Linked DNA regions of Mus musculus: all the other regions are linked to region 3. A link is a loop called in an ENCODE intact Hi-C map of the cell type or tissue named here. Cell type or tissue: left cerebral cortex. All regions are shown on one strand. Region 1 overlaps Pnpla8 (patatin-like phospholipase domain containing 8). Region 2 overlaps Pnpla8 (patatin-like phospholipase domain containing 8). Region 3 overlaps Nrcam (neuronal cell adhesion molecule).

What was found. Hi-C counts contacts between places; a loop is a spot of excess contacts. Peaks named below come from ENCODE experiments on the same cell type or tissue, not always from the same donor. Only the 100,000 strongest peaks of a DNase experiment are listed, where the experiment ranks them.
Region 1: a loop joins it to region 3, with 4 times the contacts of the local background. A loop is called at or near these places in 3 of 42 quality-filtered maps.
Region 2: a loop joins it to region 3, with 2.8 times the contacts of the local background. A loop is called at or near these places in 4 of 42 quality-filtered maps.

Annotation. Positions count from the first base shown.
Region 1 is chr12:44,287,882-44,295,881 of GRCm38, reverse strand. Pnpla8 (patatin-like phospholipase domain containing 8) reads right to left here. Exons shown (of 10, transcript NM_026164.2): 4 at 7,560-7,711; 5 at 5,222-5,316. Among named protein-coding and RNA genes, the nearest start is that of Pnpla8, 23 kb to the right of the region's middle. In left cerebral cortex, a CTCF peak has its summit at 3,418 (motif pointing left); a DNase peak (open chromatin) is centred at 3,404.
Region 2 is chr12:44,299,212-44,307,211 of GRCm38, reverse strand. Pnpla8 (patatin-like phospholipase domain containing 8) reads right to left here. Exons shown (of 10, transcript NM_026164.2): 7 at 7,921-7,978; 8 at 2,107-2,301. Among named protein-coding and RNA genes, the nearest start is that of Nrcam, 26 kb to the left of the region's middle. In left cerebral cortex, no CTCF peak of the experiment used is centred here; DNase peaks (open chromatin) are centred at 2,080, 3,012 and 3,479.
Region 3 is chr12:44,568,638-44,576,637 of GRCm38, reverse strand. Nrcam (neuronal cell adhesion molecule) reads right to left here. Exons shown (of 31, transcript NM_176930.4): 19 at 7,993-8,000; 20 at 6,231-6,428; 21 at 6,062-6,132; 22 at 4,898-5,123; 23 at 4,321-4,436; 24 at 2,614-2,818; 25 at 640-762; 26 at 1-34. Among named protein-coding and RNA genes, the nearest start is that of Nrcam, 240 kb to the right of the region's middle. In left cerebral cortex, CTCF peaks have their summits at 3,780 and 6,371; DNase peaks (open chromatin) are centred at 2,291, 3,762 and 6,382; H3K27ac peaks cover 448 bases.

The sequences.
Region 1 (8,000 bases), 280 kb after region 3:
TAGTTTTTATCATTAGTGATGTGACTGCTCTTACAATTTACACATGGCTCTGAGACAAGCAACCTGCTGAAATTCTAGCTCTGATACTTTCTTTTTTTTTTTTTTTTTTTTCCATTTTTTATTAGGTATTTCGCTCGTTTACATTTGCAATGCTATACCAAAAGTCCCCCATAGCCACCCACCCCCTCTCCCCTACCCACCCACTCCCCTTTTATGGCCCTGGCGTTCCCCTGTACTGGGGCATATAAAGTTTGCATGTCCAATGGGCCTCTCTTTCCAGTGATGGCCAACTAGGCCATCTTTTGATGCATATGCAGCTAGAGTCAAGAGCTCCGGGGTACTGGTTAGTTCATAATGTTGTTCCACCTATAGGGTTGCAGATCCCTTTAGCTTCTTTGGTACTTTCTCTAGCTCCTTCATTGGGGGCCATGTGATCCATCCAATAGCCGACTGTGAGCATCCACTTCTATGTTTGCTAGGCCCAGGCATACTCTGACAAGAGACAGCTATATCAGGGTCCTTTCAGCATAATCTTGCTAGTGTATGCAATGGTGTCAGCATTTGGAAGCTGATTATGGGATGGATCCAAACTATTTCACAAGATAGAAGTAGAAGGTACTCTACCCAACTCATTTTATGAAGCCACTATTACTCTGATACCTAAACCACAGAAAGACCCAACAAAGATAGAGAACTTCAGACCAATTTCTTTTATGAATATCGATGCAAAAATCCTTAATAAAATTCTCGCTAACCGAATCCAAGAACACATTAAAGAAATCATCCATCCTGACCAAGTAGGTTTTATTCCAGGGATGCAGGGATGGTTTAATATACGAAAATCCATCAATGTAATCCATTATATAAACAAACTCAAAGACAAAAACCACATGATCATCTCGTTAGATGCAGAAAAAGCATTTGACAAGATCCAACACCCATTCATGATAAAAGTTTTGGAAAGATCAGGAATTCAAGGCCCATACCTAAACATAATAAAAGCAATCTACAGCAAACCAGTAGCCAACATCAAAGTAAATGGAGAGAAGCTGGAAGCAATCCCACTAAAATCAGGGACTAGACAAGGTTGCCCACTTTCTCCCTACCTTTTCAACATAGTACTTGAAGTATTAGCCAGAGCAATTCGACAACAAAAGGAGATCAAGGGGATTCAAATTGGAAAAGAGGAAGTCAAAATATCACTTTTTGCAGATGATATGATAGTATATATAAGTGACCCTAAAAATTCCACCAGAGAACTCCTAAACCTGATAAACAGCTTCGGTGAAGTAGCTGGATATAAAATTAACTCAAACAAGTCAATGGCCTTTCTCTACACAAAGAATAAACAGGATGAGAAAGAAATTAGGGAAACAACACCCTTCTCAATAGTCACAAATAATATAAAATATCTCGGCGTGACTCTAACTAAGGAAGTAAAAGATCTGTATGATAAAAACTTCAAGTCTCTGAAGAAAGAAATTAAAGAAGATCTCAGAAGATGGAAAGATCTCCCATGCTCATGGATTGGCAGGATCAACATTGTAAAAATGGCTATCTTGCCAAAAGCAATCTACAGATTCAATGCAATCCCCATCAAAATTCCAACTCAATTCTTCAACGAATTAGAAGGAGCAATTTGCAAATTCATCTGGAATAACAAAAAACCTAGGATAGCAAAAACTCTTCTCAAGGATAAAAGAACCTCTGGTGGAATCACCATGCCTGACCTAAAGCTTTACTACAGGGCAATTGTGATAAAAACTGCATGGTACTGGTATAGAGACAGACAAGTAGACCAATGGAATAGAATTGAAGACCCAGAAATGAACCCACACACCTATGGTCACTTGATCTTCGACAAGGGAGCTAAAACCATCCAGTGGAAGAAAGACAGCATTTTCAACAATTGGTGCTGGCACAACTGGTTGTTATCGTGTAGAAGAATGCGAATCGATCCATACTTATCTCCTTGTACTAAGGTCAAATCTAAGTGGATCAAGGAACTTCACATAAAACCAGAGACACTGAAACTTATAGAGGAGAAAGTGGGGAAAAGCCTTGAAGATATGGGTACAGGGGAAAAATTCCTGAATAGAACAGCAATGGCTTGCTCTGTAAGATCGAGAATTGACAAATGGGACCTAATGAAACTCCAAAATTTCTGCAAGGCAAAAGACACCGTCAATAAGACAAAAAGACCACCAACAGATTGGGAAAGGATCTTTACCTATCCTAAATCAGATAGGGGACTAATATCCAACATATATAAAGAACTCAAGAAGGTGGACTTCAGAAAATCAAATAACCCCATTAAAAAAATGGGGCTCAGAACTGAACAAAGAATTCTCACCTGAGGAATACCGAATGGCAGAGAAGCACCTGAAAAAATGCTCAACATCCTTAATCATCAGGGAAATGCAAATCAAAACAACCCTGAGATTCCACCTCACACCAGTCAGAATGGCTAAGATCAAAAATTCAGGTGACAGCAGATGCTGGCGTGGATGTGGAGAAAGAGGAACACTCCTCCATTGTTGGTGGGATTGCAGGCTTGTACAACCACTATGGAAATCAGTCTGGCGGTTCCTCAGAAAACTGGATATAGTACTACCGGAGGATCCAGCAATACCTCTCCTGGGCATATATCCAGAAGATGCCCCAACTGGTAAGAAGGACACATGCTCCACTATGTTCATAGCAGCCTTATTTATAATAGCCAGAAGCTGGAAGGAACCCAGATGCCCCTCAACAGAGGAATGGATACAGAAAATGTGGTACATCTACACAATGGAGTACTACTCAGCTATTAAAAAGAATGAATTTATGAAATTCCTAGCCAAATGGATGGACCTGGAGGGCATCATCCTGAGTGAGGTAACACATTCACAAAGGAACTCACACAATATGTACTCACTGATAAGTGGATATTAGCCCAAAACCTAAGATACCCAAGATATAAGATACAATTTCCTAAACACATGAAACTCAAGAAAAATGAATACTGAAGTGTGAACACTATGCCCCTTCTTAGAAGTGGGAACAAAACACCCTTGGAAGGAGTTACAGAGACAAAGTTTGGAGCTGAGATAAAAGGATGGACCATGTAGGCTCTGATACTTTCTAACTGAACTTGGGACAAAACAATTCTCAGAGTTCCAAGTTTTCCCTTCTGTGAAGTGGGTATAAATTTTACACTAAATTAAATTATATATAAGATGTCATGGGAATTAAAACCATGTTTTACTAAAAGAATACTGTGTATTTGGCAACTCATTAAATAAGTTGGCTTTCAGTTTGGTCCTAGGATCAATGTGATGAAAGAAATTAAATATTCTAGGATGTCCTTTAAATAGCTGATTTCACATACCAGTTGTAATTGGTGGGACACACTGCCACCTAGTGGTTGTACTTGTCTCACTCCTAACTAAGAGGAAAATGGGGTTTTAGGGGATGAGGAGTCAGCAAGACAGTAGGTAAAGACCTACTTAACATGTAAAGAAATAAGCAACAATGTAGTTTAAAGGATTTTTAATTTTTAAAGTTTATATCTTATGTTTATGAGTGTTCTGAATACATTTATGTCTAAACACCACATGTGCAGAAAAGAGCACTGAATTTCCTGGAACTGGAGTTACAGATGGCTGTGAATTGAACCTGGTCCTGAAGAAATTCAGCAGTGTTCTCTTAATCCCCAAGCCATCTCTCCAGCCCCCTGTAAAGCGTATCATATTGGAATTGGAATCATTCCAGTAAAAGATTAAATAGCTGAAAACATAAAAATGCAATATTGTGGATTAAACTATATAAACTTGGAGAATATTTTAACTTGGAGAATAATCCTAATAAACAAATAATTTGCTAAAAAAAAAAATTAAATGCCTTTTTGAGGGCAGATGATGGTGAGGAGCGGGTCTTCTCTATGTAGCCCTGGCTGTCTGAGTTTGCTGTGTATACCAGGCTGGCATCAAACTCACAGAGATCCTCCTGTCTCTGTCTCCGGGGTGCTAGCAAAGTGCCTTTATTTTCAAAAAGAACTTCTATAAAGATAAACAGATACTTAAAAAAGAATTAATTTTATTAAGTAAGGACACTACCCTTAAACTAAATAGGTGCTTGTTGACATCATAAAAACCATAATTATAAACCAATTTAGTAATAAACAAAATGGGAAAATGAAGATAAATTATGAAGCACTTATAAGTAAAAAAGCATAGTGGAAAGCAATGTCACAGACACAGAAACCCTACATGTTATACAAGATCATGACTGGGAACTGGTTTGTGGGGCTCTACTGTAGTCACTCAACACCAACACGAAGCTACCATTAGGTGTTTCAACTCCCAGGATCACTCCAAATTTAACAGAAAAGGGTAGAATAATGTTTCAAAACAAACAAGCCCACAAATAATACTATCCTTAGGAAATGTCTCTTTGACAAGTATTCAGAGTCTTTTCCTATTTTAAGAGTCACAATAAATTCTAATATATTAAAAGAAATCAATGGAGCCCAAGCAGGCCTCGAACTCACGTTTGTCCTGCCTTAGCACATAAAGAGTGCTGAGAGTAAACACATATGCCACCATGCCTAGCTGCCTGCTGCTTCTTTCTTTACAGGAATTTTGCAGCTCTCCATCTATCTGGAGGTAGATCTCATTTGTCTATTTTGTGAATCTGATCTGAACTGAACTTGGAATTGCTTTTGTTTTTTTTCCCCATACATATACCCACTAGTAAAATTTAAAAGTAGCTATTTAAAACCAAAGACACATTTGTCACTTTAAGCTCTCCTTTCAAATCACCAAATAATATAGGAAAAAATGATTCATTGCTATTCCTTACAGACAAATAGAACTTTTTAGCACCTTTAATTTCCTATTAGCTCAAGCACCATCTAATCACCTACCACTGCAACCTTCCACCACCATCCCCTTACAAGTGACTATGTCCAAAATCAGTAATTAGTAATTATTCCTTGCCAATGCAACTAGTTGAAAATATAATAAAAAATAAGTCATTTTAAATGCTTAAACTTAAAAAGTTACATATTTAAACTCTAATCAGTTTTAAAAGCTGATCATATAAACAATTACTCATCAGTAGAGTTGTGACATTACTGTCCATCGTCTCAGAGACGCTCCATGGCCTCAAGCCTGTGCTGCATGTTCTTGGTCCGTGATCCACTGGTGGCACACACGCCCATTCACATGATGGTCATTACCTGTGCTTACTCCACAGATGTAATCAAAAAGCTGATGAATCGGCTTCTGAGTAAGTTCAACCAACTTCCTCAGAGTCTGGAGAGCAACCACACCTCTGTGAACAGAGAGCAAATTGATAATTTCTCTTTCAAGGGAGATTGAAGATGAATAATAAAACAATTCTAAAAATTTTTACAGCTTATATACTGACATGAAAATAATTCAAACTAGCACCAATAAAAATCATCTGACCAAATTTTAGGATCACTTCAAAATGCTAACACAAAGCCCATACAATGACAATGTACTTATACATTTGTAGCACTGTTTTTAAATAATATAAAGATATGAGAATATTAGATATATTTTGAAAACCTCAATTCTGTAAAGCTCTTTAATAAACCATCCTCAGTGGTTCTGAAATACTATCAACTATTTTCTTCTTTTATTAATATAGCTGGTCTCCTATAATTCCATGTATTTGTATTTATGTTTCACTGGTCTGATTTTCAAGCTATCTTCTTTAATATTTCAGTTTTTAAAACAATAAATTTAGAATCATCTCTACATTAAGAGTGTATGAGTTAATATTACTGACACTTTGTTCATTTCTGGATCTTTACTAAAGGTGGTAAATAACTTACTCTTGAGATAATAGTAAATAAATAGCTTTACTATTACCAAATGAGAATGGAGAATGTAAAAGCAGTCTAGGGGGTCTCCGCTTACTTGGATATCACATACGTTGACAATTCTAAAAAACAATGACAAGTTCAGTTCCCAATACATGATGAGGGGTAGGTCAGTACTACAAGACAATGAAAAGTTTCAAATTGTACCTTGATGGGGCTAATGGAGGTCATTAAAAAAATGTTTAGATTGTAGTGGGATACCAAGTGTTGACTTTTGTTCGCTCACTTGCTCACTTCCTTTTCTGTTGAGACATAGACTCACTATATAGTCTTGAGTGACTTGAAATCAGAGAGATACCCCTGCCTTGGCCTCTCAAGTGCTGGAATTAAAGGTATTGCACTACCACACCCAACATGACTTTTTTTTTTTAAAGCTGAGATAAGCAATGTGTATTTCAGGAGCTGTGAGACAATGGCTGCTATATTATAATTCCAGGTAAGACATGAAGAATTAAAACATGGTGCTGTCAAAATAGATTTAACAATATGACATCTATCACCTTTTGCAAAGGAATTAAATATGAATACATATATATACAAGAAAAATACTTGAGGAAAATAAATCAAAATATTTAAGTTTTGATTTATGGATTGATTGTCTTTTCTCTTTCCTTCCAAAACTTTTCTAAGTACCTATACGAATAGGGAATGAAGTAACTTTAAATAAAGAAACCAACAAAGAATATTTATAAATGAATTCAGACTAATATACAGAGTTAAGTTGGTAGTGTATGACTAGCACTATGTAACTAGTACTGATACATACAGAATAAAAACCAGAATTCTTGGTCTAGGTGTGAGGTATTCTATGTAACCACGCGCTTCACTGGTTGTGCATCTCTATATTAGCTGCAGTCCACTGCATAAAGTGGTGACTGTCATAGGCTGAACACTTCACTAATCTACAAATTACAAGTATTTAGAAGGCAGTTCGATACTATTTGCATTTAGGAGAACAATAGTAAATTCTACCCTGGGGCCTATGACCTCCTTAGTCATGACTTGTTAGCCCAGTTTACAGTACCAGGCATGAGTGTCCTCCTGTGTTAAAAGCCTATAGCCCAACCAGGAAGCTGCTAGCAAGCCTGTGCACCAATGTGCGTATCTTGCAAGATGGGTTCCTTGCAGCTCACAGGGTTCATCCTTGTGTAAGAACATGACTGGCTTTTTTCCACAGCAGCCTGCATAGCACCTTCTGGCTCCATAAAATCTAGCCAGCAGTGAGGAAACTCCAAATTAATTCAGACTTCATTTGTCCATGTCTTGTGATCAAAATGTATGGTGTCTCCAACACGGGTCTTACTATCAAGTTCTGGAGGGTGGGGCTGGAGAGATGGCTCAGTAGTTAAGAGCACCGACTGCTCTTCCAAAGGTCCTGAGTTCAAATCCCAGCAACCACATGGTGGCTCACAACCATCCGTAATGAGATCTGATGCCCTCTTCTGGTGCATCTGAAGACAGCTACTGTGTACTTACATATAATAATAAATAAATCTTTAAAATAAGTAAATAAATAAATAAAAGATTAAGTCATAAATAAAAGTGGCTTCATGTTTTACTTTTAAAACTATATTAAACCATTAATAACTATATTAAACCATTTTCTTTAAACTCTCTAAAGATCAATGAAACCTGTAGTCTTAAAAACCATTTTTGCCAGACTTACCTTGTTCCTCCACCATCAATGGTGAGGATTCGGATTCCTCTGCCTTTCACTGGATCTACATAACCAATTAAAGCCAAAATTTCTCTAACTGCAGCCTGAAGAGTTTCATCCTTAACTTGTCTCAGCCGTAATAAATATGGAATAATTTTTTCCTACATTGAGAAAAAAGATCTTTTGTTATTTATGTCAAACCAGGAAGGAAGAAAAATAATAGCCAAGCTAGGAGGCTGGAGAGATGGCTCAGTGGTTAAAAACATGTACTGCTCTTGCAAAGATTCAGTTTTGGTCATAGCATCCATATCTGGTAGTTCCCAACCATGTGTATCTCTAGCTCTAGGTGAGCCAATGACCTCTTCTGGCTTCCACAGGCAACTTTACTTCCATGTACATACACCTACTTATATAACACACATGCATATATATAAGTTTAAAAATTAAAAT
Region 2 (8,000 bases), 270 kb after region 3:
GGTCACAACATGAGGAACTGTATTAAAGGGTCACAGCATTAAGAAGGTTGAGAACCTCTATTCTAAGTGTCTATCAGTAGCAACATGATTTTAAAGAATTCAAAAATGTAAAATACGCTGATAGAATATGCTGTAAAAAACACTGAATCTCAATCGGGGTTGAATACTATAAAAATAAGGAAGTATTTAAAATTACAGCCAAACTGTAACAGAATGAATCATACAATAATATTTAAATCTATTTCATTACTATATTGTATATGGAGCTTAAAATCTAGGGACATACATCTGGTTGAAGATATTTTAAGTAACTACATAGCCTTCTTCCTATATGACTTCCATATATATTCCTGTGGGGCATTTGGCTACACACAGACAATCTGGTTTCCAGTTGAGCTGAGGTCTGAACCCCAGAATGGTGATAATTCACCTATGAGATCCTGGAACTCTGGCTCCTGCTTAAGTTACCGCCCCCACGCCCCCAAGAGAAGCATGGCTAGAACTCACATAGGCAATGTCCCAAGCTTCTGACCTTCAGGCTAAACTCCTCCCCAGTTACCTAGCAACAGAAAAGATAGCAGCTCACTTTAAAAGGGGCTGTTTGGCCCCTCCTTGCTCTCTCTCTCACCCCCTCACTCCATTGTTCTCTTGCTCTTACACTACTCTCCTATCTCTCTTACTCTCTCTAGCCTTTCCTCCCCTCCCTCTTTTCTATCTTCTCTCTTTCCCCCTGCCTTTCTATAATAAAGCTCTAAAAACATAAACAGTCTCTGCTCATCAAGGCTGCGCTCATTCTCACATGCGTGGGAACCTCTCTTCCCTCAGCCCTCTCTCCCATAACCCTGGGCTACAGGGTGTACCCCAGGACACCTTTTGGTTTTGGGGGCTGCCCCTTGTCCACCCCCTGAGGAGTGGGTCAAAGGCTGGGATGCCCACCCCGGGCTGAGTGGAAAGCATCCGCCTGTCCGAGCATAGGTGGAACTCTGGCGGGACATGGCTATCCTCCCCCTCTTCCCTTGGGCCCCTTTATAGTTCCCACGTATTCCCATTGTAGATGTTTGATTTGTTACTGTGTGTCACTTAGCTTTTGAGTTTCTGAGAGTACCTCTGAGTAGCAAAAGTTTCTAATTTTGATAAAGTCTGCTGTACCAGTGACTTTTGTGGATGGACAGTAACTTTTTTAAAAAAAAATGTTAGGAATCTACTTAACCCTAGATCATATAACACTGCTCTTCTAAATGTTTTACACTTTAAACTACAACATTCAGTTACTACTACTGAATATTGTTGGTATAATTTGTGAGGTTTAAGTGAAAATTAGAATCCACTAAATGTTCTTGGTATAAGCTGTGAGGTTTGGAGAGAGTGTGGGAGAGGCAGAAAGAGGACCACCCTTCTGCAGGCAACAATAGTATAGTATATATTTCAAACCAATTTGTCAAGAAGAGTATCCTTGGGGCTGTGAAGATACTTTAGTGGATAAAGCGCCGGCTATTCAAGTAACAGAACCTGAGTTCAGATACCAAGCACCTATTGTGGTGGCACACATTGTATTTGTAACCTCAGCACTGGAGGGTAGAGATAGGCAGATTGGTGGGGCCTACTGACCAGCCAGTCTAGTCAATTGGTCAGCTTTGGGTTCTATGAAAGACCTTTTCTCAACAAACAAGCTGGAAAGCAAAGACACTTAATTAGGTTAACCGCTGGTACTCACCGATTGTTCACATGTACTATACACACATGCATTAGCTCGTTCCACAAAAGTACTATCCATATAGCTCATGTGCACATAGGTCTAGTTCTGGACTCTGTTCTACTTTACACCCGACTTCCCCCCAACCCCCAGCACACACACATTGACCAAACTTCCTCAAATAACAGTCTAACAAGCACTCACACTAGAAATTCCCTTTGTTCATCCTTGTGAAGTTTAGTAACAATAAGTAAATTCTGACCTTAAAAAAAAAAACTTTGAAAAAGAATGTTGAGATTTGAATATAATTTCCTCCTTTCCATTCCTCTGTCAGATCCCTCCCACATAACCCGATTTGCCTTCATGCTGACTGAAACATTTAAAGAGTCTAAGGAGTCGCACGGATGACTTACTTGATGAAGATCACTCCCCAGCGCGTACTCTGCAAAGTAGCCTGGAGCAGCTGATGAGGCTCTAATGGCCTGCCACATTTTATACTGACAGCCTCCTAAATAGTGAGAGTTGGTGCCAGGAAAATGACCATAGTTTCTGAACACAAAAGCTTTTGGTGTTTGTCCTCTGTTTACTATGGTACTTATAGCAGCTACCTAGAGAGTTAAAAAGTAAGCAAAAAATATGACCATTAACCATAAATATCTATATTTAAAAAAAAACTGAATACTATCTATTATTATTTATTTGTTAAATGCAAGGAGCCTCATTCTGTAGTCCTACTTGGCCTAAAACTCATCATAAAACCTTCGCTGGCCTTGGAACTTGTGCAATTCTCCTGCTTAAATCTCCTAAGTGCTGCAGTTACAGTGTGAAGTACCATGGCCAACTGAATGCTATTTAGTGATATATATCTACAAAACAACAAGAACAATGTGCAAACACAAAAATACTTACAGAAAACTACATGTGTGTTATAGGAGAAGAAAAAGATAAAAAAGAAGGTTTGACACAAGTTTGAGATATATTAGATGAGAACAGTAATAGAAGATGCATTTGAATATATGATTTTATTTAAGACGATTCAGAAAGACACATTTCTAAAGTCATAACTGATATAATAGTGTTGACAATTTATTCTTAGAATTCAACAAATGCAGTATTTTAAATGTAATTTACAAAATAATTTCATGTGCTTTGAAAATATTTTGAGATTCCATCTTACACTTACCACAATGACTAAGGTCAATAACACAAGTGACACTCATGCTTACAAAGATGTGGAATCAGGAGAACATTCCATAGCGGGTGGGAGTGCAGACTAGTACAGCCACTATAAAGATTGCTCAGAAAACTGGGGCTCCATCTACCTCATGACTCAGCTACATCACTCTTGGACATACACCCAAAGGATGTTTTATTCTACCACAAAGATCCCTGATTAACCATGTTCACTGCTGCTCTATTATAACAGCCAGAAACTGGAAACCACCTAATGTCCCTCAATAGAAGAATGGATAAAGAAAATGGGGTACATTTACACAATGGAATGTTACTCAACAGTTAAAAAAAAGAGAGAGAGAGAGAGAGAGAGAGAGAGAGAGAGAGAGAGAGAAAGAGAGTTTTGCAGGCAAATGAACGGAACTAGAAAGAAAACATCCTGAGTGAGGTAACCCAGACGCTGAAAGATATATATGGTTACATATTCACACATGTATGTGGGTATTAGTCATAAATAAATGATAACCAACCTATATTCCACAAACCCTAGAAGGTTAGGTATAGGGGGAGGGACCAAGAGGGAACAGATGGGTCTCCCTAGGAGTGGGAAATAGAACAGATTTTATAGGTACACAGGGGGTGGGTGGGTGGGTGGGAGAGGAAATGGAAGGATAAAGTAGGGCAGGGGAGGGGAGATAGTGTTGAAGGAGGAAATGCAGGAGAAACAGATGAAATTAAGGGGCACTTAAGTGATGATATGGAAACACAGTGCAGTAGAAACTTCCTAAAACATGTGAAGCAATCCTAATGAAGTCTCCTAATAATGGAGGATACAGACTCCCAACTGGCCATCTCTTGTCACCAACAAGGCTTCCAGTAAAAGGACTAGGTTGCATTCAATTAACCTGTTGGCCAAGGGGGTCCCATTGAAATCCCCAAACAGACCCAGACTATTGCTAAGATAAGAGGTTGCTCTCCACGAACTGACAGCCAGTGACACTGCTGAGGACAACACGCACACAACACACTGACCATGGAGCAATGGAGCTGGTGCCTATAAGGAATCTTCAGTTCTACATTCTATTGTCTTTGGTACAGGAAGTTATTCTACTGGCTTCCAAAAGAAACATAAACACAAACCTAGCTATTAAACCTCTGACCTACAATCTGTTCTCCCTGCAAGATATGCTATCATAATGGTGGCACAGAACTTGTGGGAGCAGCCGACCAATGTCTGATTTGACTTAAGGCCCACTCCACAAGACAGAACCCATATCCAATACTGCCTGGGTGACCAAGAACCTGAAATTAGATAGTCCAAAAACCTAGGGTAAAACAAAGCACTTCTGGTATAAAAGAAAAAGTATCAATAAAATAATCCCAATACTTTGCTATCCGCATAGATCCATGCCTTATTCACTCTACAGCAGAGAGGCTTCCCCCTACAAGAGACAGGAGACAGGAGACAAGAGACAGGAGACAGACAGGAGACAGGAGACAGACAGGAGACAGGAGACAGGAGACTCATAGCTAGTCATTATGTAGAGTGAGAGTCATTGGAGCACACAGCTCTAAATGAGATGTCTTCATCAAATCCCTCCCCTTAGAGCTGAGGGAACCCCTCAGAAGAGGAGACACATTGGAACAAGTTCTTGAATGAGGCTGTGTGAGAGGATTTCTGAGCCCTTATAAGAAAACTCCAAGTAAATAAACAAGACAAAAGTCTTGTAATCTATGTTCCTCCCCAAGATGGGCTGTTCTCGGAATGTGCTCCTCCCTGATGTAGTGGATATGATAGTTTACTTCAGATTACTCATTACAAGTGGCAATTCCTCATTTGTTTATATTATCTGTATAGGAAAACATATTTTCACCTGCAGCTTAGGATTATATACAGCTTGAACTCACAAAAAACTTCACCCAGGTGACTTTCCTTAACCCTCAGGAAATGGTGGTTAAGATGCTCTGAATAAAGAAGGTTCTTTCTTTCTTTTCTTTCCTTTTTTTTTCATAAAGGCGGTTCTTGAGTGAGACTTTATTCTATCTTATTTACTGGCTCCATTCTTGTAGGTCTTATCACCAACTAGAGCAGCAACTGGGTGGAAAAGTACAAGAGCCAGAGGGGATGAAGCATACTAGGAGACTAAGACCCTTTGAATCAACTGAGCAAGGCTCATATAAACTCAGAGGCTGAAGCAAAAAGCACAGGTCTTGCACAGATCTGCACTGGGTCCTATGCATATACATTATAGCTTTCAGTTTAGTATTTTCATGGGACTCCTTTTAAGTTCCTGAACAAGTGGGTCTCAAATCCCTATGCCTACTCTCGGGGCACTTTTCCTTCTGTTGGGATGCCCTGTTCAGCTTCAACGTGTTGGGCTTTGCTTTGTCTTATATTTTATTTTGCCATGCTTGGCTGTCTTCTCTTAGAAGCCTGCTGTTTTCTAATGAGAGATAAAAAAAGGAGTGGATCTGAAGGGAAGGGGAGATGGGAAGGGGAGATGGAAAGGGACAGGGAACAGAGGGAGGGAAAATTGTAGTCAGGATATATTATATGAGAAAAGAATCTATTTGCAATAAAATAAAAGAATGAGGAAATATGATTTTAGTAAAGTCACAGCATAGTCCTGCACAAATTCTCAAAGCTTTCAAATGACAGGCCTAAGTTTTCCTGTTCTGTGTCAAACCCAGTCATGGTCCTGTTTGTTTTGTCATTTAATAAACAAAGGTCCTATCCTAGATTTCTAGACTTCATGACTCTTTGTCATCTATGGATACCAGCTGGCCATTCACTAAAATCCAGAGGGTCTTTCTGTAACTAAGATACAGAAAAAAAGAGGATTAAGAATCCTATCAAGGGCTGGAGAGATGGCTCAGTGGTTAAGAGCACTGACTGTTCTTCTGGAGGTCCTGAGTTCAAATCCCAGCAACCACATGGTGGCTCACAACCATCTGTAATGTGATTGGATGCCCTCTTCTGGTGTGTCTGAAGACAACTACAGTGTACTTACATATAATAAATAAATCTTAAAAAATTAGACTCCTAACGATAGCTGTCTGCTCTATTACAACAACAACAAAAAAAAAACCTTTGCAAATGGCTCAAGATTTCACATCTATTCTTTTACCCAAAGTTAACAACTTCCCATAATTTGTAAACAAGTATTCAAACAAAAACAGAGGCCCAGTAATCTAGAAGAACAAACCAGAGGGGTAGGTAGGGTACATCCTAGGTCCTCTCCCAAGGAATGAAGTCATCTCTTTGTTGTGGCCTTCAGGAGCACTGTGTGATGTAATCTGCCTACTATTCCAGTCTCATTCCAGTTGCTGCCCTCAGATCTTTGGGCTAGTCTCTGGGAAAGCTTACAGTTCCTGGAATTCTCTTTGAGCCCTGCATAGACCACTTTCTTTGTCCTTTTGCCAGGAATGCTCCTACTTACTAGCCTTCACAATGAGGTCTCACAAAGTAGCCTTCCTTACATCCCTTGAAATGTATGCTTTCAGAGAACTGCTAGTTTGGTCCACAGCACCCATTTCAGGACTACTTCATTTGTGAGATTATTTACTTAACAGTCACATTAAGAAGATAATTCACAGCCCTGTGGTCCCATGTAACTGTCTAGCTTACTTTTAACATAATAATACAATATTATCAGAAATACAGCCACTAAAGATTAACAAATACAGTGCACTTAAATAAATCATCTTTGTTTCTATACACTTTTAAAGCACTGTGATTCTAATAAAGCCTTAGTATTATTATGCACAAATTCAGTGCTATCACAAAGGCATATGTATAGCAGTCACAAACATGAAGGGATAAAAGTGATGAAGTTAAATACTCATGGGAGCAAATATGGAGACAAAGTATGGAGCACAGACTGAAGGAAAGGCCATCCAGAGACTGCCCTACCTGGGGATCCATCCCATATACAGTCACCAAACCCAGACACTATTGTGGATGCCAACAAGTGCTTGCTGACAGCAGCCTGATATAGCTGTCTCCTGAAAGGCTCTGCCAGAGCCTGACAAATACAGAGGTGAATGCTGCCAGCCAACCATTGGACTGAGCATGGGGTCCCCAGTAGAGGAGTTAGAGAAAGGACTGAAGGAGCTGAAGGGGTTTGCAACCCCATGGTAAGAACAACATTATCAACCAACTAGTACCCCAGATCTCCCAGGGACTAAACCACCAACCAGAGTACACATGGAGGGACCCATGGCTCCAGCTGCATATGTAGCAGAGGATGGCCTTGTTGGGCATCAATGGGAGTCAAGGCCCTTGGTCCTGTGAAGGCTTGATGCCCCAGTGTTGGTGAATTCAAGGGCAGGGAGGCGTGAGTGGGTGGGGGAAACACCCTCTTAGAAGCAGGGGGAGGGGTGTTGGGCTAGGGGGTTTGGGGGGGAACAGGAAAGAGGATAACATTTGAAATGTAAATAAAGGAAATATCCAATAATAAAAAAAAAAGACAACTACAAAAATAAAAAGTGATGAAGTTACAAAGACTAGCAGAAGGAGTGATATCTTGATTTCGCATCCTAATAGCTTGCCATTCAATAGTAACTATAAGCCATGTGGGATTTCTAGGCACATCAATTATAATCCTCAAGCAAACAATTATTGTTAACACAAAGCTAAAACAATTTCAGATTGTGAAGTTTCAAACAAATAAGACGAACTACATAGAGGCATACCTAAATGACTCAATTTTTAAAAATTAGGATTCCATTTGTATATTAATTAACCCTGTTGATTTTACATATAAAACTTACCTTTGAAAATCTAAGATAGAAAAATACTTTAATTTTCCTTAACTCGACTAGATTTTGTTAAAATAATGATAAAATATTCTATATTTTCAGTCCCGATTAATTTTTTTAAACTTCTATTACTTTTATTTCAAACTATCTAGTAATTACATCCTGTATTTTAATAGAATGACCTAATAGATAAGGAAGCAATAACATCTATTACAAGAAGTTCACAAGACTGTCTCTCACAATACATGTTTTTCCCAGACTCTGCGATGCTCTGCCTAAGAGACTTCACTCACCTTAGGACATGCGGGGTTTCTCGCTGTTTCAATCATTAGTGCAGATCCAATTCTATCCCTTTAGTAAACAAGAACACATA
Region 3 (8,000 bases):
TCTACCAGAGGGCCTAGCTCATGTGTGCTGTTAACTGTCAATGAGAAATGACAAACAAGCACATTACCCATTAATTAGCTGTCATAGGAATATTATTGTAAATCATTTCTTCAACCAAAATTGTCCTCCCCACCATACAAGTGTTTTACAATTCTTCTTGTGCATTGGTTAATATACCAATTACCATTTAAGTAGTAAAATGTAACCTATAGTATAATATAAACAAGTGAAATATTTTTCCCTATTGGCTTCCACACTAGGGAAATTTTACAGTTAAATTACAATAGCAGTTTTCATTTTGTCTTTGCTGATGGAGTTTGATAATGTTAATAACTCCAAACATGTCTCTTGGTATCCTGTGGCCAAGAAACTTCGTCTTTAATTTTTGTTGCTAAATAATAGTCTCCTAGCCTAATGATAGGACACCCCTCCTTTCAGGACTACACTTAACAACCTACATTACCCTAAATATACCTTAATTTTCAATAACATATGCATTAGTTTTTCATAACAGGCGTGCTCTGAAGTTCTTTCTGGAATATTACTAGAAGGTGCATATAAATATTTTGAAAGAACCAGCTTGCATTTTACAACAGGAGCTTGCTGAAAATCCAACATTTCCTTATCGAGGTGACTTACTTGGCTGATATTGTAAGATGTACTCAGTCAGGATGCCATTTGGGTGGCTTGGGGGGTCCCATTCCAAAGTGAGGGAGTCCAGTGTGGGATTAACAATTTTCAAAGATGAGGGAGCACTAGGGACTTTTAATAAGAACAAACAGTCAACACATTTTTAAAAAAACATTTCAAAGTAAACACACTTCTATTTACACAATTGATCTGAAGTTTGATTTTCAGCTTAGTTTTTGCTTCAGCTAAAAAGTACATTATCACAAATATGTAGCAGAAATTTATTTCCTTTCTTCTCTTATCTTTTCTTTAATACCACTTCCATTTTAATTCACTAAAATCATCTTTTCAAAATACATAGACTGCCTTTATAGGGACTCAAACTATTTTAAAGCAGGCAGCACTTAACACAATTTATAAAGGCAAATGGGTTACTAAAGGAGGCCATCCTAAGCAGGCCTTTCAGAGGGAGCAACTGTGTTCTGACACACTAAATACTGTCCTCCTACCCAGGCTCCCCAACAAACCAAGTGTCTCCACATAGTCCCAGTCTCCACAAAGTCCCTGATGGGCTTTGGGTTGCCCAAAGCCTGAGCTGTGCCTATCCCAAGAGCTCACAGCTTCTCAGGATCTGAAACTGAAAGCCAAGAGCCCCATATGTTGGCTCACCCCTACCCCAGGGTGCAGGAGGCTCAAGGGCTTCAGGTCTCCCGGACAGAGGCTGGCAAATTATCAGAGGAAGTGGGTCTAGTCTTCCATTTCCATCTTTAAGAGGCTTGGTGCTGATCTCCATCAGGATGCTGCCTTTCTGCCATATTCCCTAGAAACCAATTAACACCACCACCATTGCTCCTTCACTCTAGCTGGAAACCAGACAATCAATTCGGAGTTTGTGTTTTTCCCATCTCCTGGGATGCTACGTCTTGGCAACGAACACTTTTCTCATCCTTATACATTCCTTCACCCTTCTGCTTTTGTCTTCCTCCTGTCTTCGTCAGGGCCTTCAATCATGTCTGTCACAGGCTTCTAAACTTTAACCTAATTGGTTCTTAACTTCCAAAGATCATAGGTCTCTTTTCTTTTAAAAGATGTTGACCTGTTGCATGATTGTGTTGTTGCAGAAGGTTCGTGATATTCTTTAAATGTCTCAGCAGATCCTGAAGGGACCACCACAGCCTGCAGACTAAGAGCTTCTGCCCCACAAGTTAGTATCCATAGCATCCAAGATCATGCATGATGTGGGTCCTCTCCCATTGCCATATTTCTTTTCTCATCCTGGCTAAACAACTTGCATTTGGTAGAAGGATGCTTTTTTAATAGCTTTGTGGCTTCAGACAAACTATTCTCCTCCCCGCTTTCAGTCCTTAATCCCATTTATCTCTTCTATGGCCCCTTGAGCTATCTAAAGGGTATCTTACTGATGAGAGATTACAGTGGAAAGAATCCTTCTGCCTCAGCATCTTAAGTGCTGGGTGGGATTGCAGACTCTATCACACCTGATGTAAGACTTGGAGCATTCTAAATCAGTACAACTTTATACGATACAAAAAATCATGAAGGCATGTGAGTCAGTTCCAACTGACTGAAATATCTTCCTTTGTGGGTATTTTCTTACTTCTTCCTCCCATCGCTCACACTTTCCAGAGGGAGCTATTGACACTTAAAGAAGATACGGAATGTGACTTGGCTCAGAAAGCTGGTGACTCCCACACTACATTAGCAATGTTTCAGATACCCTAAGTGAAAAGGAAATTTTTAAGGGGGAAAAGGTTATCTGGAGACAGCTTTCTGCACTCTGAAGTTTTATGTGTGGCTTCCAGTCATGTGTGGGTGACATTTCTCCAGTTTTCGTGTGTGCTGTGATCATTTCTAATCATGCAGTTTGCTTCTAGAGGATTCTCTCCATGGAGGGCCTGCTGTAGTGCAAACCCTTTCAGGATGTTCCACACGCTCCTTGATCCCAGGGATGCACCCATTCCTTACCTCCCTCCGGTGTATGGAAGCCTCTGTCCGTGCTGGCTGGGCCCTCCCCTTTCCCGTTGACCACTCGGACGTTGAGGGCATAGTGACTGTATGGCTGCAGCCCTGGCAGCATGCCGTGAGTCTTGGTGCCCTGGAAGGTGAGGATCTTCTTCTCAATGTGGCGCCTGTTTCTTTTAGAGGAGCTCTGGGTCTTCCAGTAGTAAATCTGAAGTGGCAAGAACCAAAGTCAGAGACGCACAGGATGTCAATATAACCATGCTTACTAAAACCAGAACACTGGGGGTAGCAAGGGGACCCAGCCGGTAATGGCCCTTGCTATGAAAGCCATTAGCCAAACCTGTTAGATTCTGGAACTCACGTAAAAGGAGGAAGAGATAACCAACTCCACAAAGCTGCTCTCTTGCCTCTACACATTCACTGTGGTCGGGCCTCTCCCTTCTCACTCATCCTATGGACTTGTAGGAGTGCACAAAGGGTGTGAGCACACATAACGCTTTTTTAAGTTGAAATGCTGATTTTCAGATAAATATCTTGGTGCGTTTTACATGAATATTAGTAAAACTAATGGATACTGGTTCTTAGCAAGTGAGACAGAAGCCCACAGAAAATAACAAAACTTAGGTCCACACAATAAAGCTGTGCTTTCTTATTGTGTTGGAGGACGATAAAAGAAATGAGTGAAAGAGAATGCGATTCACTTGGTTCTCTTATTTCCAGAATAAAAAAAATAACCATAATAAATATTCCAGAATTTTACTTGTATAAATTTTGCTGCCCATTGTTTATATGTTCTTGTTGGGTTAATTGAATCCTCACCCTAGGGAGGCTTTTATTATTACTCTTTTTGTAGTATCACTGAGCTCATGGGCTAGTGAGGGATTCTTCCAAAGCTATAATGACCCTGTACTGCAGGTCTCAGGTTAGTTTATTAAGTCACACTACCATCTCATCAAAAGTACTTTTACATTTTAGGCACAGATTTTAGAAAGATAAAAAGGTGTTGCCTAACTTTGGTCAAAATGTGAGTTTTTTTTGTATATTACATTTTCTTGACGGTTTCTTAGGAATTTAAAGGCAGTTTTCCAAGATAAATTAGCATATGCAGAGTCTGGTCACTATTGGGGGGAAAAAAAGGGAGTACAGTGCAGTACATAAAGAATCCTCTAGGGGTCAGTGTCAAACCGAAGTAGTGATGTAAGTGATCGTGGGGTTTTTTTGGCTATATGAATAAAAATATCTCTAGCAAATAATGTTTCTGTGGGTTTTTTTAAATAAATATAATTAATGATCATAAGGATGACTCAGTTATGTACTATAGAGTCTTAAAGTATAATCTGATTTATTAGTGTTCTCATTATTGTTAAACTAGGTGCAAATGGTTACATTTTAATTCTTAAAAAAAATCTGTCTGCCTTATTTCACATATACTGTCCAGTCATCAGAAGGTTCTAAAAAGGTGGGAAACCTGTGAAATACAGAGGAAACATCGTTTTATCACGTTGTTTTTTTTTTAAAGTGAGAATTCAAGTCAATTGTAGCTGGGTTCTTTGGGTGTGACTGGGAGCAGTGAGAAAATAATCTTGTGAAGTCCTAAATGCAAACACGGACAAACCACATCATTTCAACCTAAAATGCTATATGTGGCGAGTGGTCCTCACCATGGCCCTGCTACTAAGTAAAGAACACAAAGTGTTTCCCTTCACCTACCCGGTAGCCTTGTAAGTGTCCTCGGACACTCTTGGGAGGAACTGGGTCCCAGTGCACCTCTGCCAGCGTACTGTTCACCACGCTGACGCGAACATTTCCAGGAGCCACCATTGGAACTAGGAAGAGGACGAGAAAGGATGGAGGTGATTCAAATAGTTGTTATTTTTCTATTTCATGCAAAAAATAAATGTCACAACATTCAATAACTTTGGCTTGAAGCACATTCTACACTATATCAGAGAGTCTTGTCCTTTTGGCACTTCATTATTCATTCATCTGGTTTTATGAAAGCAACTTTGATACTGCAAACTTTCACTTCCCTCCACCCCCACCCTCAAGCTCTGGATTTGGAATCCAGAACCTCAGGTGGTAGGAAAGTGCTCTGCCACCAAGCTATTTCCCTGGCACTGAGTCGCTATTTTTCACATAGTAGGCTGTACAAATGCAGAGAAATAAGCAAAATGATTATTACCTCTTGCTTGCTAACTTGAGTACCTCTGGAACTAGCCTCAGTTTATACCTTGGGAGCTCTGTCCATCTAGACAAGAGTAGAATGGAATAGGCAGGGGACACTTACGGTCTTCTCCAGAATGCCCCATGACTGCAGCTGGCTCTGGTGCAAACCCCACATCATTCAGAGCTTGAACTTTTATCAGGTATGGGACAAAGGTTGGTGTGCCAGAAACAATGTATTTGGATACATTGGCCACAACCACAGACGTCCACTCATCGTCACCATCTTTCTGGCGCCAGCTCACTTTGTACTGGAGGCCAGGCCCATTCGATTGAAAACCATTCAGGGGCTATGAGAAAAGCCAAACAGAATGACTGTACAGCCTTTTACAGGAATAGCAAGTCCAGTTCCTAGATTCAAGTAAGAGAATGCTGAAACACTAAAATCTAAGCTCTTAAATGCCCACGTCTCCAGGGACCTCTTCCCTTCTCTCAATTGTGATGAGATCCAGAGTCGGATTCTCTGCATCAAAGGTTGCAAATCACAATTCTAAAGTAGTAAATAACACACAAACCTTCAAAGACTGGCTCCGTCGTAAGTGTGGGTGACTCTTAAAACATTTTAGCTATCTAGATTTACTTTATATATCCCTGTTTGTGTCATAGCTCATCATTGTCCACCGAGAGATGGAAACTTACAATCTATTTTTCTGTTAAAGATTTGGGTCTGTCTACTCTATCATATGTGAATATAAATATGCATATAGCATGTATGTGTATGCATAGATCTAAAGTTTTATCATTATGCAAATAAAATTTCAATTTTTAGTTCCTAACTTTTCAGATCTAAACCACAGATAATGTAAGTAAGAATGATTGTAATAACAATTTGGCTACTGGGAATAGCTTGATACATATATTCCAAATGGTCTTTCTGATGATAATAATGGCGAGCTAGCATTTTTCAGCATATATTCGTGTGAGGCATAATGCTAAGCATTTCACATACATTAGTTCCTTCAGTCTTAAGCAGCTGTGTTCCTATTCCCATCATACAGATGACTGACAGATACTTGGCAACAAATTCCAAAGCTGGGACTCTCACCTGTCCATTTTGGTCACCGAAATAGAACTATTTAATTACTATACAAAGTTCCCTTCTAAATACAGGTAAGTTTTTTTTTCCCAAATTGGGTCAAAAGGAATACGAACGCAGGTGTTATTCAAAAGCAACCTTTTCTGCTCAGTATAAAAAAGGTGGAGGCAAACGGAAGGCTTCATGGCTCACCTTCCATGTAATCACCAAGTTGTCCGGCTCTGTCCCTAGTCCTTCCACAGCCATGGGATTCTGATCTGGTTCTAAAAAATGAAGCAGTCCCACATGAGCAAGCTTCAGCTCTCCAGAAGGCATGGAAACCCCTCCCATTTCATGTCGACTCCATTCATTCCAGCCTTACCTGCGGCTTTTGTAAGATACTGCTCGGATGCCTCGCTCGGCATACTTCTCCCAATGCTGTTCTCTGCCATGACACGGAAGGAGTAGTTCACATAGGGAGACAGCTTCAGTTGGGCTGTGGTCTGTGTTCCAGAAACTTCAGCCTGGTGGCGCCACAGCCCTGCATCATGCATTGCATCTTCATACTCAATGATGAATTCTGGCCACAACAGCACACACAACACAAACCCAACACAATGAATTCAGTCAACATAGAGACACATTGCCAGAAATACCTTGTAGCAAGTAAGAGTAGCCAGACAAGAGTGATTTTTACAAGAAAAAAAATATCCTGTTAGGACATTCTGAGTTCAATACTGAAGTTCATGAAATATTTGGCATTTTCTCCTATCATGCTGAGCTCAGCTTAGTTAAAACTGCTTAGATAGACCTAATCCACATATTCTAATGGGAATTTTAAATATATGAAACAATGTTCAATTGTTGTCATAAAGAAGTAACTACCGTGAATACAGCTACGAAGCAGTTTTTCACTAGGAAGATTGACAGCAATCAAATATTTAACATCTTTTGTTGAGTGTGACACATTCTCAGACCTCCTGGGACGTGTAAATTGATACACTTGTATGCAGGACAATCGGGACTACCTAAAAGTTTTTAACATACACAGTCTTTGAGGAATGGTACTTCAAGCAATTGATTTTGCACAAATGTGATCACCCATGAGTTGTAAAGACACATGCAAAAGAATCCACATTGCTGCATGAGTTTCAGTTGAAGCAACCTAATGACAAGCTACATGCCTACCAGTGAGGCATATATAGCCAAATAGGATCCACACACACTGTGGAATACTCTGCATCAAGCTTTGAAGCCCATCATATCCTGAGTTAATACATGGTTTTTTATTCAAATGCTTTGATCTCTCATCTGATTTTTTTTCTGCTCCACTGATGTCATCAAAGAGAGGAGTTGACACTTTGGAATGTGTCCTTTCATGGCAAAGAGCAATGGGAAGAAAAGCACCTATGCTAAGATGAGGACCTATTGTCTATAAGCAGCTCTGTTACAAACTGTGGGTCGGAAAAGGTCAGTTTCCCAATATTTAGACTGGACATTATCACCATAAGAAGCAGCGGATTAAATATTTATTTTGAGATTCATCTCCTGTGTCTATGCTGGGTATTTCTATGTGAACTTGACACAGCTAGTGTCATCAGAAAGAAAGGAGCCTCAGTTGAGAAAAGGCCTCCATGAAGCCCTGCTGTAGGCAAGCCTATAGGGAATTGTCTTAATAAAGATGCAAGCAGAAGCCCTCCGTGGCCTCTGTAGGAGATTGTGCCTCCAAGTTCCTGCCTTGTTTGAGTTTCTGTTCTGCCTTCCTCCTATGATGAACAGTGATGTAGAACTGCAAAAAAAAGAAACCCTTTCATCCCCAAGTTGCTTTTGGTCATGGTGTTTCATCACAGCAATACCCTAACTAGGACAGTGGAGACTTAGAAGGTGATGCTTATAGATCTTAAACACAAATCATAGTGTGCTTGCTTCATTAACACTGTCAGGAATTAATTAGTTGAACCAAAAGCTCTAACCAGGAATGGCTCTATCTCTGAAGAGCATCTTTGGTTCTAACACCAGTGATGAAGAAAATGCCAATGAATGCATTTGCAAGGAATTACGGCAGTACATCATACAATTGCTAGAGATGCTGATTCGGGAGTAGCCATTGGGTTTACCAGCCACAAAGCCAAACCACCACATACTTGTAATG